3 separate regions of the Homo sapiens genome follow, and all the other regions are linked to region 3. The links are chromatin loops, found by intact Hi-C in ENCODE. Cell type or tissue: heart right ventricle. All regions are shown on one strand.

Evidence for each region. Hi-C counts contacts between places; a loop is a spot of excess contacts. Peaks named below come from ENCODE experiments on the same cell type or tissue, not always from the same donor. Only the 100,000 strongest peaks of a DNase experiment are listed, where the experiment ranks them.
Region 1: it touches region 3 in a loop (4-fold over the local background); 35 of 110 quality-filtered maps call a loop at or near these places.
Region 2: a loop joins it to region 3, with 2.2 times the contacts of the local background. A loop is called at or near these places in 16 of 110 quality-filtered maps.

The regions. Positions count from the first base shown.
Region 1 is chrX:19,591,515-19,596,514 of GRCh38, forward strand. SH3KBP1 (SH3 domain containing kinase binding protein 1) reads right to left here. Exons shown (of 18, transcript NM_031892.3): 10 at 3,435-3,486; 11 at 553-633. Among named protein-coding and RNA genes, the nearest start is that of MAP3K15, 79 kb to the left of the region's middle. In heart right ventricle, a CTCF peak has its summit at 2,370 (motif pointing right); no DNase peak of the experiment used is centred here; H3K27ac peaks cover 1,838 bases.
Region 2 is chrX:19,797,514-19,802,513 of GRCh38, forward strand. All of the region lies in intron 2 of SH3KBP1 (SH3 domain containing kinase binding protein 1), which reads right to left. Among named protein-coding and RNA genes, the nearest start is that of SH3KBP1, 88 kb to the right of the region's middle. In heart right ventricle, no CTCF peak of the experiment used is centred here; a DNase peak (open chromatin) is centred at 2,272; H3K27ac peaks cover 2,039 bases.
Region 3 is chrX:19,737,430-19,742,429 of GRCh38, forward strand. The region is part of intron 3 of SH3KBP1 (SH3 domain containing kinase binding protein 1); the gene reads right to left. Among named protein-coding and RNA genes, the nearest start is that of SH3KBP1, 150 kb to the right of the region's middle. In heart right ventricle, CTCF peaks have their summits at 2,417 (motif pointing right) and 2,621; a DNase peak (open chromatin) is centred at 2,432.

The DNA.
Region 1 (5,000 bases), 150 kb before region 3:
TTCCCAGTATTACCATGCCACCCTCCCCTCCTCCAACATCCTTGACCAAGGACTTCTGTCTGTAATAACGTTACCCAGAGTCAAGGGTCCATGAGTGACCAAAGAAAAGAGCTTTCATTTGTTTATTTATCTGGACGTGAATTTCACTATGCCAAATCCATCCATCAACAGTGAATGAGCACCTTGGGACACTAGGCATGAAGGACAGGCTAAGTGGAAACTGACAGATATATACCAGGCCCTAAAGGAACTTACATCCGACTTCAGGGTGCAGAGAGGGTGGCCATGGTAGAGACATCAGGAAACAGCAGCAATGTGTTAATTGACTAGACTGGTTATTTTTCATCTGATGAGAAATTGTGGTCCCACGAAGTACCACATAACCCTCTCCTACTTCCTTAGCAATAGGATTTGTAAAAGCAATCAAAACAAAACCATGATCACCATATTCCAAAGGAAAAGCAAATTCTGTGGGTATTCTGGACTAGCCGTGTAACAGACAGCTTCAGCTCCTGCTGTTCTGGAAGTGCCAATGAAGAATTGATTTCATACCTTTTTCTTCTGTTCTGTTTGGAAGCATTTCTGGTCTTTCAGGAGGTATCTTTTTAATTTCATGTTTTCTCTCAGTGGTGCCTAGGAGGGAAAGGGTAATAGTGATCACAAAATGTTTTCTGTACTCAATTATTACACCCACCAGCATTTAAATCTTTATCAGGTAGAGCAAAGTCAGTAAGATTTTTTCCCCTGAGTTGGGCGTTAGCATTATCTGGCAAGCACGAGCTGTTTAGAAACAGAGCAGAAGACATTTCTGGCCTATGTCATTAAGTTCACCTGCCTATGTATCCTTAATTTACAAGAATACCACTAATAATATTTTCTGATATTTAAGCCTGATTTCCTTAGGCATCAATATAGTCACAGGAAATCACCGGGTGGGGGTGGAGAATGTGTATAAATAAATGTCAATTATCAAACTTTACAAATAAGGGGCCACTGAATGTTGTGTTCTACCAAAAAAAGGGGGTTTCATAGGAATCTGGATCCCATTTTGTAGCCATTTTAAAACAGGGCCTGGAATTACCTGATACTCCTCCCAGTAAGAGGTGAGGTCTACATCCCCTTGCCAGGAATGTGGGTGGGCCTGTGACTGCTTCAATCAGTGGCAGGAATGATACCACATAACTTCCAAAGCTGAGTCATAAAAGTCCCTGTAGTTTATGCTTTATTTGCTGGAATACTGAACTTCCATGTAAGAAGTCAACTACCCTGGAGAGGCCACATACAGATGCTCCAGCCTATAGCCCCAGCTGAGCCCAGCCTTCCAGGCACCCTTGCCAAGGGGAGCCAGACACGTGAGGGAAACATTCATCTTCAAAGTGGATCCTCCAGCTTCAGCTAGTTCAGTATTCCCAGCTGAGGTCCCAGATATGACGGAGCAGAGACAAGCCAGCCCAGCCATGGTCTGTTCTTGACCCACAGAATCCATGAACATAAGAAGGCTGTTGTTTTATGCCACCAAATTTGGGGTCCTTCAAGTATTACATTTTTTCAAATGTACCACTTAGCACTTAGCCTTTACCCACATGGACTGCAGCTGCTCCCTTACCTGGGGTTTCCTCATTGGTGCCAGTGGCCTCAGGCATGTAAGAGCACTTGAGAAATAGCTAAAGCACAAACCAGTCAAAAGTACTCCTCTTATGTATGGACTGGGCTGAGTTCTTAACAAACTCTTTACATGACCAGTTCCAAAGATGGGTGCTTGGTACTAGAAATCTCAATTACACAACCTCAGAGAACAAAAGAAGTTAAAAAAAATATCCACCAAACACATCCTTTACTTAATTCCTCTTAATGACTCACTACAAATTAATCACCACATCTCATTTCTGTCAATTTCATATCTGATTTTTTTTTGGTAAAATAATCAAACGCAAGGAAAGTTGACGAGGGAGAAAATATGAATATCTATCTCCCCATTACAAAGCAGTTCCCACGATCATTCAGGCAGGATAAATGAGCAGTAATCTATAAACATTAAATGCCATCCTGCTTTGCCCCACAGAGACCCATCATAAACTTTGGTAAAATTGTTTTAAAAGGGTAAGAATTTGCCTACCATGCTACAATCTACTCACCTAACAATAATGAAGTCGGTATCATTCCTAGAGACACAGAAAGAACTGACAATCCTATTATACTGAAGAATCCAATCTTAGCTACATTCTAGACTGCCTGAGCCTTGGACTCCTCAACTAATCTCCACGGTCTCTGATCAATTACCAAGGCCTACAGGGAAAGGGGTCTTCAGAGAAAAGTAAATAAATAGCTTGCTTCAATTTCAGCACAATAAAATATATGGGCAGAACCACTAGGTGGCAAAATGAAACTGCTCAATGCAAACAAGGATGGGGGCGGAGCAAAAGATGTAATTAACATCCCATTTCAGGACTTAATCTCTAATAATTCTCAACTATGCCAAAGGGAATGGGAAAGGAATTTGGGGTCAAGTTTTTCCTCTTAACTTGGTGGGCCAAAAGAACTTAAAAATCACTTCTTAATAAGTTTATAAATAAACCAATCTTGAAATTTATTCATAATTTAACTGTTATAGAAATATAATTGTGAATGTGTAGAACTAAAAATACCCTTTCTCTTCTATTTTAGTTGTTAATTTTTTAAAATGCTACTTAACTAATAACTCATGGAGGAATTTTTCCCTATAATTAATTTTAACTATTATAAAGAGGAGTTCTACCGGGAAATATGAAATATCTTTTTATATATGAGAATCCAGTGTGAAACAAGCTACCAAATGTTCAACATCAATTCTTCCTATATTATTCAACCTGAATATCTGAACTACACAGAAAAAAAGTGAATTAGACTCTTCAAAATTAAACAAGAATCATAAGGAAAAGTATTTATTGCTAGAAAAACATCTTTTTGTTGAGGGGTAAGTGAAGTCAGTACAAATTTTGGTTAACCACATGGGACAGATATCGAAAATTCAGCAACACTATATACGCACAACAATGCTATGACCTGTGGGAAACAATCTTCCCTAAGCTGACCTTCAACTGGGCACATGAGAAACAGGGCAATTCAGTTCTTTTCTCCTCAAAAGCTGTTTACTTAAAAAAACCCAAACTTGTTTTTTTTGTTTGTTTGTTTGTTTGTTTTAATTCTTTCTGATCATTCTCATTGGGAGCCTAGATTTTTACACTATATCAGGGTCACATTTTAATGGTATGTTTATCTTTTAGGAAAAACAGAAGTATCTTTAAAACCTGCCTGCTGAGACCAAATCGTAACTTCCCAAGTAGTCAATCTATGGCACTTGAACCAGGAATCCCGAACTCTACACTGAGGATGATTTGAATATATGCAAAAAGAAAGACGCATATTTTATTTGATGGAACTGAAAGGTACATTACCTGCCCCTTGTTTGATGACAGGAGCGGATGGAGGCGGTGGCTTCTTGGGTCTCTGAAAAATTAATAAAAATTATACCACATGAGATTGTTGGCAAGCCTGTCCTCTCACAGAAGGACCACAGACATTGTTTTCTATGTGCAGTTTGGACAATTTAGAGAACCTCTCCAAAAAAATTGAGCAATTCTCTCTCCAGGGACGTCAGTTTTTGGCACCTCTAAACAAACACTAAAATAAATCCAGTCGGCAAAACAAAACTCCAATCGACAAATGAAACGCCATTTCCCCCTTTCTAAATTTGTAACAGCCTTCTGGAAAAGCACGGCTCAGCAAAAATGGCCTGAAACCAGCAAGCACAATGGTACTCCTACGCTGAAGCTGCATTTGCAATTAAGATTTAATCTGCTGAATAACCATGCATTCGAAAAGAGTCACTGTAAAGATTCAAAATTGAATCTGCTCTGGATGTAGGACTCTCAACAAAATGCAGGCTGAGGGCCCACTGCAGCCACATCAGGTTGCAAGCCTTCTGCCCCTTTCTACACCGAGGCTGGCAGGCCATTTGTTAGACACCCCACAGACTCATTGTACATGTGATAAACTGGAACAGAGAGGGATTTTTTTTGTTGTTGTTTTTTGGTTTGTTTTTTTTTTTTTTGCATATCAGCCGTGATTTGTTTTTCTCACATGCTGTCACTCTGTAGGTGATGGAGGTAGCAGTGCAATCAATGGCATTCATCCCTGAACTGGTTCCAGAGTAGCCAGCATTTTCTTGCCACCTAGGATTGACTGTGGGAGAGAGATGATCAGGCTGGACTTGGAAAATTATTCCATGGCCAAAAAATCCAGCCAGGGCACTGTTCTCAGACAGCTGTGTTAGGGGGAAGCAGTGATCTCTGATTCTGGGTGCATATGTGTGCGCACACGTGTGTGTGTCATTCTTAATGTTTTTCTGTATTGTCTCTATGAGTGCAGAGAAATATACTTTATTAAAATAAAGAAAGCTGCTCTAAGGGCCACCTGCCCTTACACACAGGTCCTCCATGGGATGGATGTGTTTCTGCCTCATGATCTCACATTATTCTTTCCCCTTTTGCCAGCCCCTTCTAGCTCTCTACTAACTCTTTTTCTTCCTCCCTTCTCTGTCGTTGTGTTAATTATCCTGGGGACAGATGTGTGTTTACCTAACAAAAGTATCAGTGAAGTTCTGCCAGTTAACCTTCCTTTACCTCGGAATCAGAGTACAGGCATACCTCAGAGATAACGCAAACTCGGTTTTAGACCACTGCAATAAAGCGAGTCACAGGAATTTTTTTGGTTTCCTGGTGCACATAAAAGTTATGTTTATGCTCTACTGTAGCTTATTCAGTGTGTGATAGCATGTCTAAAAAAGCAATGTACGTACCTTAATTTAAAAATACTTCACTGCTAGAAAAAACTAATGATATCTGAGCCTTCAGCGAGTTGTAAACTTTTTGCTGGGGGAGGGTCTTGCCTCAATGTTGACAGCAGCTGACTGATCAGGGTGGTGGTGGCTGAAGGTTGGGGTGACTGTAGCAATTCCTTAA
Region 2 (5,000 bases), 60 kb after region 3:
ATTTCAATGAAAAGCAAAAGAAAAGTACCGAAGGTTGGCACTCTGATATATTACTTTGATGTTGGTTAAGAGGTGCTCTTAAATCATCATACGCAAAACAAACTGTCCTGATGATTTATACAATGTCTCTCCGTAATCAGTGATAAAAGTTAGCACTGTGTCAGAGATCACTGATACACGATTATTGAGGAGTCTTGCCAGTCAAAGACAAACAACTTGAGCCTATGGATGAGATGAAATATGAGGAATTCAATGGGGGAAAGGGGTGAGAGAACTTGTGACTGGCAAGGGAACACTATCATCGGTAATTAACTCACAGCAAATATAAAGCACATAGTACAGTTAATTAACAAAGCAGGCTCTAGAAAGTGCCCTAAACACACACACACACACACACACACACACACACACGAAAGGCAACTGGGGCTTGACCGACGTGCATGGTGGCTGCCTAAATTCATAAACACATTAAATGAAACAACACAATGGAAAAGTACCATGACGGTGTCCTACATGTACTTCTGAATCAGAATTCAGATGACTGCTCGGCAGTTTTCAATCAAGGTTTATTTTTATTTTTATTTTTTTGACACAGGGTCTCACTCCTATCACCCAGGCTGGAGTGCAGTAGCGTGATCATGGCTCACTGCAGCCTCGACCTCCCAGGCTCAGTCAATCCTCCAGCCTCAGCCTCCTGAGTAGCTGGGACTACAGGCGTGTGTCACCATTCCTGGCTAATTTTTTTTTATTTTTGGTAGAGACAGGGTCTCACCATGTTGCCCAGGCTGGTCTCGAACTCCTGGGCTCAAGCGATCCTCCTGCCTCGGCCTCCCAAAGTGCTGGAATTACAGGCATAAACCATTGTGCCTGGCCGAGGTTTACCTTTTGTTTTCCTTCTCCCTCCCTCTGGCTGAATATAGGTTTTAATAAGTTGGAAACTCAAAGCTGGACGGGAAAGGGGTCTTTTGAATTATCACTCTCCCCAAGGACCTGTAACACAGCCTCCTAACTTGGGTCCTCAGTTCCCATCATCTTTAACTTAAACGTTAGCTATGAGACATAACCATGACTCACTCATACCCTTTCCCCAGGACCTTGTTTTGGGAGGCGGGTCACCTGGCCATGACTAAAAGGGCAACCTGGGGCTACATACTTAAGCAAGGCCAACTGGCCAACCCCAAGATCAAACCTATGACACTGACCATGAGAACTTGGTGGCCACAAAAGATGGCCTGAAACAAGCCAGGACAGCAACACTGGTGGCATCTCACAGAGCCCAGCACACTGCTTGCATTTATGGCATAGAGTGCCATGGAAAAGGAGAAGGATGGCAACCAAGCACCAGGTGCCTTCACATTCATTACTTTAAACAATCCAGTAGTCCTGCGAGGTGGTAGGATGCAGATTTTCAGATGAGAAAAGTAAGACTTGGAGAGATCTTGGTTAGCAGCCCATGGCTGCACAGTTAGCTGAGTGGGGAACTGAACCTCTCCCGACACCTCAGTTGGCATCTGGCAACAGGACAGTGCTCTTGACAGACCCCAAGCTGACTTTCTCTCCTGTCTCCCATCTCATTCTTACCCCCACCCCCTTTATTTCTTCACACTACAGGAAAGCTAAATTCCACACCTGGCTTCCCCCCTAGATTCCCAGATCTGCCAGCTGCATCAGAAATGTTACCTGCTCCCAACCCCTGAGAGGGGTACCTCACTGCAGAAATGGATGCCTGCAGGGGGTTTGGTTGAATGCAGCTATCTGTGTGCCGTGTCCCCTGGAGAAAACTCACCTGGCTGTCGATAGTGATCAGAGAGGGAAAGAGCCACCAAACCAGATGACAGAGCTATTCAAAATCTTTATAAATGCCACTACAAAAGGAACTCAGCCAAAGAATCCACTTCTATCACAGACAAGGGCTTAGTGAAAGAAATACCCTTCGGCTATAAACCAGAAAACTGAGACCTGGGGCCAAGTGGAAAACAGTGTTGGTCACCATCTTGGAAGGACTGGCCTGAGACCAAATTCCCCATCATGCCTCCCTCCTGGCCTACAAAGTAGTCGGGCAACAGGCTACAAAAGATGCAGACATCGCAACAATCAAAACAGATGTATGGCCTACTTACAATCTCAGACAAGTCTGCGGCACTTGGGGCTTTGGCTGCTGAAACCTCCATTCTGTGAAGTATGAAATGGTAATTTCTGGCTGTGTCTGAACTCTGGGCAGGAATAAGTTCCGTGCTCTCCGAGAACTGCAAGTCTCTCTGATTCACTTGGCAGCAAAATTATTCTAAGCATCCTGTCCCGTACCCAACCCGCCTGCCCCTCCCACTACACACTCACACTGGTGGTTTTTTTGTAATTCTTTGCACTTATTTCTGTCGCAAATCAAGTGAAAAGTAATCCAATCTCTGGCACTTGAGAGTGTGGAACCTGTATGACTGAGGAGGAGGAAGAGCCACCTAATTAGGAAGAAGTTATAATTAACATCAGAGAGGAGAGAGCTGGAGAACCGCAGAGTCTGCAGTAACAGCAAAATGGAGATTATTTGAGACAGCTGAAACACTCCACCCAGGCCTCCAGAAGAGGACATGCACGGGAAACAAAGGGCATATGGTGTTTGCTTTCTTCAACATCCGTTCTCACCATTACGAGCTGCACCAGCAAACGTTCATTACTTACATGTGGACAAACCTCGCCCTGAAATGCACTCTAAAATACAGCTCCTAATCAAATAAATGACTTCGCAAAGCAGAGGCTTACCTTGATTTTTTATTACATATAAGTAATAAAGTAAAATTTAATAAAGTCCAAATAACTGGCAGAATGTCTATTTGGCTCAGTGAAGCATGAATTATACTTGAAAGTCCATTTTTGTTAATTTCAGGTTCATACAGTAATTCAAATACTGACATAGTCAGAGCAGGATTTTATTTTTTCCCCAAGGAGAGATTCCAAGGGACTAAGTTAATAACTAGATAGGAATGATTTTCTACTATTTACTTCTAGTCGTATATTTAGATATTTCTATCCTAAAGCAAACAGGTTTTTCGAATGTTACTCAAATCATTTATTTCCCACATATGTTAGTGTTACCACCATCACCAATATTACCCTCACTATAAAACTGTTCAAAGGTAAACTTCAGCGAACTTCTTGACCAAATTATCAGAACCTCCTGAATTAGTGAGATCTGAATTGATACTTTTCAGAGATGTAAAGTTAGGGTCAGCTTCAAAAATACTCACATATTATTACTCTCAAGCCTATTGAGATCAACGATCAAATCCGCTGTCACTCAGCCAGGATGAACTGGGATTGGTCTGCCTTCCCCCAGATAACAAGTTCAAAATCAGAGGATCACCTTGCTTGCATTTAACATAAAAAAGGCCCCCAAGTGAAAGGAAACAAACAATCCAATGCAGTTGGTCAGGAACCCTCAGTGAGCACTGCTGGTTGCCTACCCAGTAGAGCTGGCTCCCTTCCTCCTTCCCCAGCAGAGCCCACTCCTGGTCACAGGTGCCATCCATTCCCCCATGGAGCCCATTTCCAGCTCTAGGAAGGACAGCCTAATTAATTCTAAGCCAATCATTGCTTCAGGGTGGGCAGGGGGAACAAAGCTCACCCAATCAGACTGCAAGAAATAACTCCTCCTACATACGGGCTGTGAGCAAGGAAGCAAAGGGCCCCACTGCAGATGGACACCATTCTACAACCATCTGATGACCACAGGGAAGCCAGCCCTTGGGTGAAGCTACTGCCAGAACAACACGGTGGGGGAAGAGACAGCAAGAACACAGGTTTCTGATGTCACACTGAGCAGCTGATCACACTGCCCCTGGGGTCCACCCTACCTCTAGCCTCCCAATTATGCAAAATAACAAATGTCTGTGTTTAAGGCAGTCCCAGACAGGTTTCTGTTCCATGCAATCTCAAGTGTGCTGGGAGGAACAGGCTAAGCAGTAACTAACCGGGTAGCCAAGAGTAAGAGTTTATAATTTGGGAGACTCCTTAAAGTAAATAATACATTTGCAGAAAACATTCTCCTTAAAGAAAAAGGAGAAATTACAAAGGTGAGTGGTTGCCTAGGGCTGAGCGTGGAAATGGAGAGTGACTGCAAATGGGCACAGGTTTCTTTTGGGGGTGATGGAAATGTTCAAGAATTAGATTGTGAAGATGGTCACACAACTCTGTAAATATATTAAAAAGCACTGACTGGGATACTCATTAGGTCAATATCATGGCATGTAAATTAGACCTCAAAGCTGTTTCTAAAACCTTGCCTGGGCCAGGTGCAGTGTCTCACGCCTGTAATTCTAACACTTTGGGAGGCTGAGGTGGGCGGATCCCTTGAGGTCAGGAGTTTGAAACCAGCCTGGCCAACATGGAGAAACCCTGTCTCTACTAAGAATACAGAAAAATTAGCTGGGCATGATGGCAGGTGCCTGTAATCCCAGCTACTTGGGAGACTGAGACAGAAGGATCACTTGAACCCAGGAGGCAGAGGTTGCAGTGATCCAAGATCACACCACTGCACTCCAGCCTGAGCGACAGAGCAAGGCTCTGTCTCGGGGAGGGGTGGCCAGTGGGGAACATGCCTGGAGGCTCAGTGCGGTGGCTCATGCCTGTAATCCCAGCACTTTGGGAGACCCAGGTGGGCGGATCACTTGAGGCCAGGAGTTCGAGACCAGCCTGGCCAACACAAGGAAACCCGGTCTCTACCAAGAAAACACAAAAATTAGCCAGTTGTGGTGGCGCATGTCTGTAGTCCCAGCTACTCGAGAGGCTGAGGCACAAGAATCACTGGAACCTGGGAGGCGCAGGTTGCAGTGAGCCAAGATTGCACCACTGCACTCCAAAATATTAAAATAAAATAAAAATAAATAAAAACCTTGCCTGGGAGCAGGTGCTCATTCAGGAGAGGTCACAGATTGAAGGAACTTTCCTCCATCCACATGTGACGGTGCGGCATACCCCTGCTTAGAATCCTGCCTCAGTGGTTCCCA
Region 3 (5,000 bases):
TGGTTTTTCCTCACAACCCCACATGTGGATTTATTACTTGAACTCAAATGCCAGCCTGTTTCACTAGTAGGGAGAGAAGAAGGCTCTTCTTTATAAACGTTCAGTGTTTTAATGGCATCGGGAAAAGCTAAGACTTCTGTCTTTCAGTCAAAGCAAGTAGAGAAGGCAATGAGACTATGTTGACTATGTAGAGACTGTCATCATAATAAAAACCACCTCTGGAATCGCAGGTTCCATCGTGATCCAAGTCCCAGGTAGACCTGAACACCCTGGCCTCACCAGTTGCTAGGTTGGGTCCCCTCAGCCTGCTTTTCATGCCAAAGCCCAGACTAGGACTTCCACTCATGTGTCTAAGCCTCATTCTTAGATACAAGGACCCAAGAAATGATCAGAGGGAAAATTCCCTTTCAGCTTGTCACTTGAAAAACTACCAAGAGGACTGGCTTTCAAGTTTCAGATTCAAAGAATGTTCTCCTAGCATCATCTAACTCATGTTTTTTGACAGCGCAGGCTTAAGAAGCCTCGCCAGTCATTTCTCTGAGTGCCAGCACCACCATCTCCACTCACTTACTCAAACATTTCCCATGAGAGGTGGAACCTGAAGATTATCTTGGGGATGCTTACAGAGCTCCTTGTCCTGTATCTTAAAGCCCAACATATCCCAAAGTGGAGTCTTAACTAGTATCCAATAACATGCAGTTCCATGATCAAAGATAAGCAGGTCTCCTTACCATAGGCCATCTGAGAGCCTGTACTATGCTAATGTGCTTGTCAGTCTCCAAGATGGTGTTAGTGCTGCAGCTGAAATTTGACGAGAGAGGCAATTTTCTCTCCCCGCTTGTCTGCCTGTCTCTCCCCGCATCCCTCCTTTGTGGAATAGTCAGAAGGGCTATAATTCCATACAACACACACTGAGAAATGCTGGGCTGGTTTCTATCTGAGCATGTCACGCTTGGTGCAAGGTCTCGTCACTAGTAGATGGAAATATACAATAGGACCCACTTTCACGACATGCCTCATACAAACGTGGGCACACTAAGATCCAACTCAGGCCTTGTGAAAATAAGCACCATATACAATGGTGCAATGTGATTGAACCCAAAGCTATCCTCAGAGCCTAGTGTACTGTGTGGAGCTTGCACAGTTCCAGCATTCTATACTGTGTGAATTATAAACTCCTCTGCAACATGAGCAAACTTCAGTGGGCACCGATTATACGGACTCTGACTTTTACAAAGGTACTTAAGGATTCATGTCAGCAATGCAAAAAAAAAAAAAAAAAAAAAAGAAGTCAGACTTGGCCAGGCACAGTGGCTCACGCCTGTAATCCCAGCACTTTGGGAGGCCGAGGCTGGGGGATGACTTGAGGTCAGGAGTTCAAGACCAGCCTGACCAACATGGCGAAATCCCGTCTCTACTAAAAATACAAAAATTGGCCGGGCATGGTGGCAGGTGCCTGTAGTCCCAGCTACTCAGGAGGCTGAGGCAGGAGAATGGCTTGAACCCGGGAGGCGAAAGTTGCAGTGAGCCGAGATCATGCCACTGTACTCCAGCCTAGGGGATAGAGCGAGACTCTGCCTCCAAGAAAAAAAAAAAAAAAAAAAAAAAAAGACTTATATGTGCCTTATGCAGAGAGTTTGGAACTCTGAATGCATTATTCCCATAGAAGCAAAGTTATAAATGGTGATTAAGTTCCCAGACTGACCCACAATGCAGCTAAAATAAGTCATATCTGCAATATTATCAACAACTAAAAACTGAAAAATAATGAGAATAAAAGACATTTTTATTTATCAAAAATACTTATGCTCAGTGACATACCAAGCGGGGGCAGTCTGTGCCCAGGCAAGAAGGGGGCTGCCTGTAGAGAATTCACAAACAATAATGAAACAACAATGAAGCCAAAAAGTTAGTTGGCTTTTTACTTTCGCCACCTGCTGACAATTGAAAACAACATTGGTAATAAAATATTGCTCCTTTGAGGAAAAATGGGTTCAACAAAAAGTGAAGAAGAAGTAGATAAGGGTACTTGGAGCTATTAGGCAGGAGATTTTGGCATACATACCTACAGGGATTTCAGTGTGATTCTTTATTTTGTCCAAATTAATATCTATATCTAGAGTCATGCCTATGGGAGTCCTTTTTTTTTTTTAATCCTCATTAACAATAATCCTGGTCCATAGGGGTATCACAGATAGAACAAGGATCAGGACACAGATTATATGAGTTCAAAGAGCAATTCTTAGGCGAAAAAGCAAAAGGGCTAAAAAAATCCATAAGTAATGTGAGAAGCCGTGGGTCTGGGATGGAACTGCACAAATAGTGAACACTGAGTCAGAGGAATCAAAGGCATCCTCCATCAAGATTCTCCCAAGGAGAAGGAAAAGGTGGGCAGAAAGAGGAGTTTCCTAGGAGAGCCACCAGGTGGAGCCACCACCACAAACCCACTTCATGGCTTGTCCTCTGGGTGGATTTGGGCGGACACCAGCAGGAGTATGGCGGGAGTCTTAAACCCATGACTAACCCATGGGAGACTCATTAGTGTTAATGCCTTGAAATCAGAAGACACAGAGATAGAAAGGAGATTAAACATAACAGAAAAAAAAATCTAAAAACCGATTTTATCAATGACCCACACATAATCGCAACATGATGGCTATACCCTCCTATGTAGTTCTTACCATGCATTTCACCACCCCTCACTCTAGGCTCAATAGGTTCAGAAAATAACATGAAAAAGGGTAACACACACTCCAACATCAATTGCTGGTGCTAACAACGCAGTGTCCCAATAAAACTTGCCAGAAATGCAGTCAGGGATCAGTTAGTTTAAAAGACTTCTTTAAAGGCTCTTGACTCCAGAGCTTTTGAGAATGAAGGCCCACTGGAAAATAAGACTATAGATGCGTATACAGATACATTCACACAGACGTATATATTACTGAATGACTATGTATCATATCTATCCCCATTCACTGCCAGATCGCCAGATTTTCATTTCCCCTGGGAAAGACCAGCTCAGGTGATAGCCAAGAGCTTCTACACAACAGTAATGTCTTCTGTTAACTCTTATTCTATCTGTCCATAAACACCAGCTCCTTAAGTCAAATAAACAGGCAATCTTGAAACTCAAAGAAAAGTCTGACCCCAAATGGCACATTTTCAGATTCCCAGTTAACTGGCAAGAATTCACATTTATTTCTCCAATAGAAAATTTGAAAGAAACAAAGTCTCATCTCTACAAACAAACCCCCAGATCTCACATTTACCTTAAACAACAAACCACTGGCAAACCAAAGAGGTTGACATTTTCTTTACTAAGGACATACTTCTTTCCATCCTTTGTTAACAGTTTCATTTCTGCCAAAGAGCTCACGGCCTATCAAGATCCACGCCACCGCCTTGGCGCCATGAGAAGCATTCCAGGCCCTCACACTAAAAGCTAGAAAAAACGTTTCCCCTTCAGGGGAAGTGGGGAAAGGACGGGCAGTCACTTAGATCTGTTTAGGGCTTGGAATGACCAGTGCTGAAACTATGAGAAGAAAGGTAAACATTAAGCAACATTCTTCTGACAGCTACAGGTAGCAGACCAAACTGGAGAGCCCTTCCATGTGGCAAACACGAGGTCCATATTAATGTGGAAGAACTTCTGCACTAACTTTTAAAGCAACAGTGTGTCACCAGAGGAAGAGCAGCCGTTGATCCCTCTGTTAAGGAAAACTTTTGAATGGAACCCGTCTGAAGGATTAAACACACCAGAAATGAACCCACAGAGCAATGTTCTACAATCAGTCATACCCACATATCAATTCAGAGAGCAACCCTCCCCCATCTTAACTTGAATCTCATGAGACAGACGATCTCACCTCGTAGCATCAGAGCTAGACCTGTTACAAATAACATCTTTTAAACCGTCAGATCTTTCAGCATTAATCTCTGGAAGGGGCAGTAAAATGCAAATGCATAAAAAACCTTAAATAAAGATGGTAAAAGCAGTTTATCTTTGGGAAGGCAGATGCCAAAGTAGCAGAGCGACTTAAAAAGGTAACTATAAAATACATTTTGTATCAGGAGAGCATAATAATATAGCAAAAAATAGTAAATGTGCAAAATACAATAGAGACTTACCAAACACTGAATTCATGATAAACTGGAAATAGAAACAAGGACATATAAAGCCAACCAGAAACCCACGGAGTGGCTTCACATTCAGAATGACAGAAGTAAATACAAGACACATCCCCACCTTGCCATCAAAATGATATAAGAAACGTGCAGCACTTTCTCAACGTTTCCCAAGGGATACAACAGACTGAGTTACTTGCAGGCAGGACTGGCTGGTGTTTTTCCAGTCTTTATCTGCCCCATCACCAAGCACAAGGGCAGATGCATAGTGGGCATGCACTAAACATGTACTATTGAATGTTCATGGGTGTCTACCAAAAAGTGAGGAAGGAACAATGTCCAAAATTCCAGGCAACAGGAGAGGTTCAGAGAGAGGCAGAGATACATCTTCTCTGCATGCACTGTTAACAGTGCAAACGAGAACCCTGAGATGGAACCTGGTCCTCACACGGGCCAGCAGGGTATTGATGACAGCCTGGATACTTAACTGATCACATGAATAAAGTTAGCCAGGAAATCCTTCTAAGGATCAAATAATTTTTTCTTTTTTTTGTTTTTTGTTTTGAGATAGGGTCTCACTCTGGCACCCAGGCTGGAGTGCAGTGGCGCTATCACAGCTCACTGCAGCCCCGACCTTCTGGGCTTAAGTGATTCTCCCACCTCAGCCTCTTGAGTAGCTAAGACTACAGGTGCATGCCACCACACCCAGCTAATTGTTTTATTTTTTTTAGAGATGGGGTCTTGCTATGTTGCCCAGGCTGGTCTTGAGCTCCTGGACTCAAGCAATCCTCTCACCTCAGCCTTCCAGAGTGCTGGGATTACAGGAATGAGTCACTGTGTCCAGCTTGATTTTTTTATTTCATTTTTAATTCAAG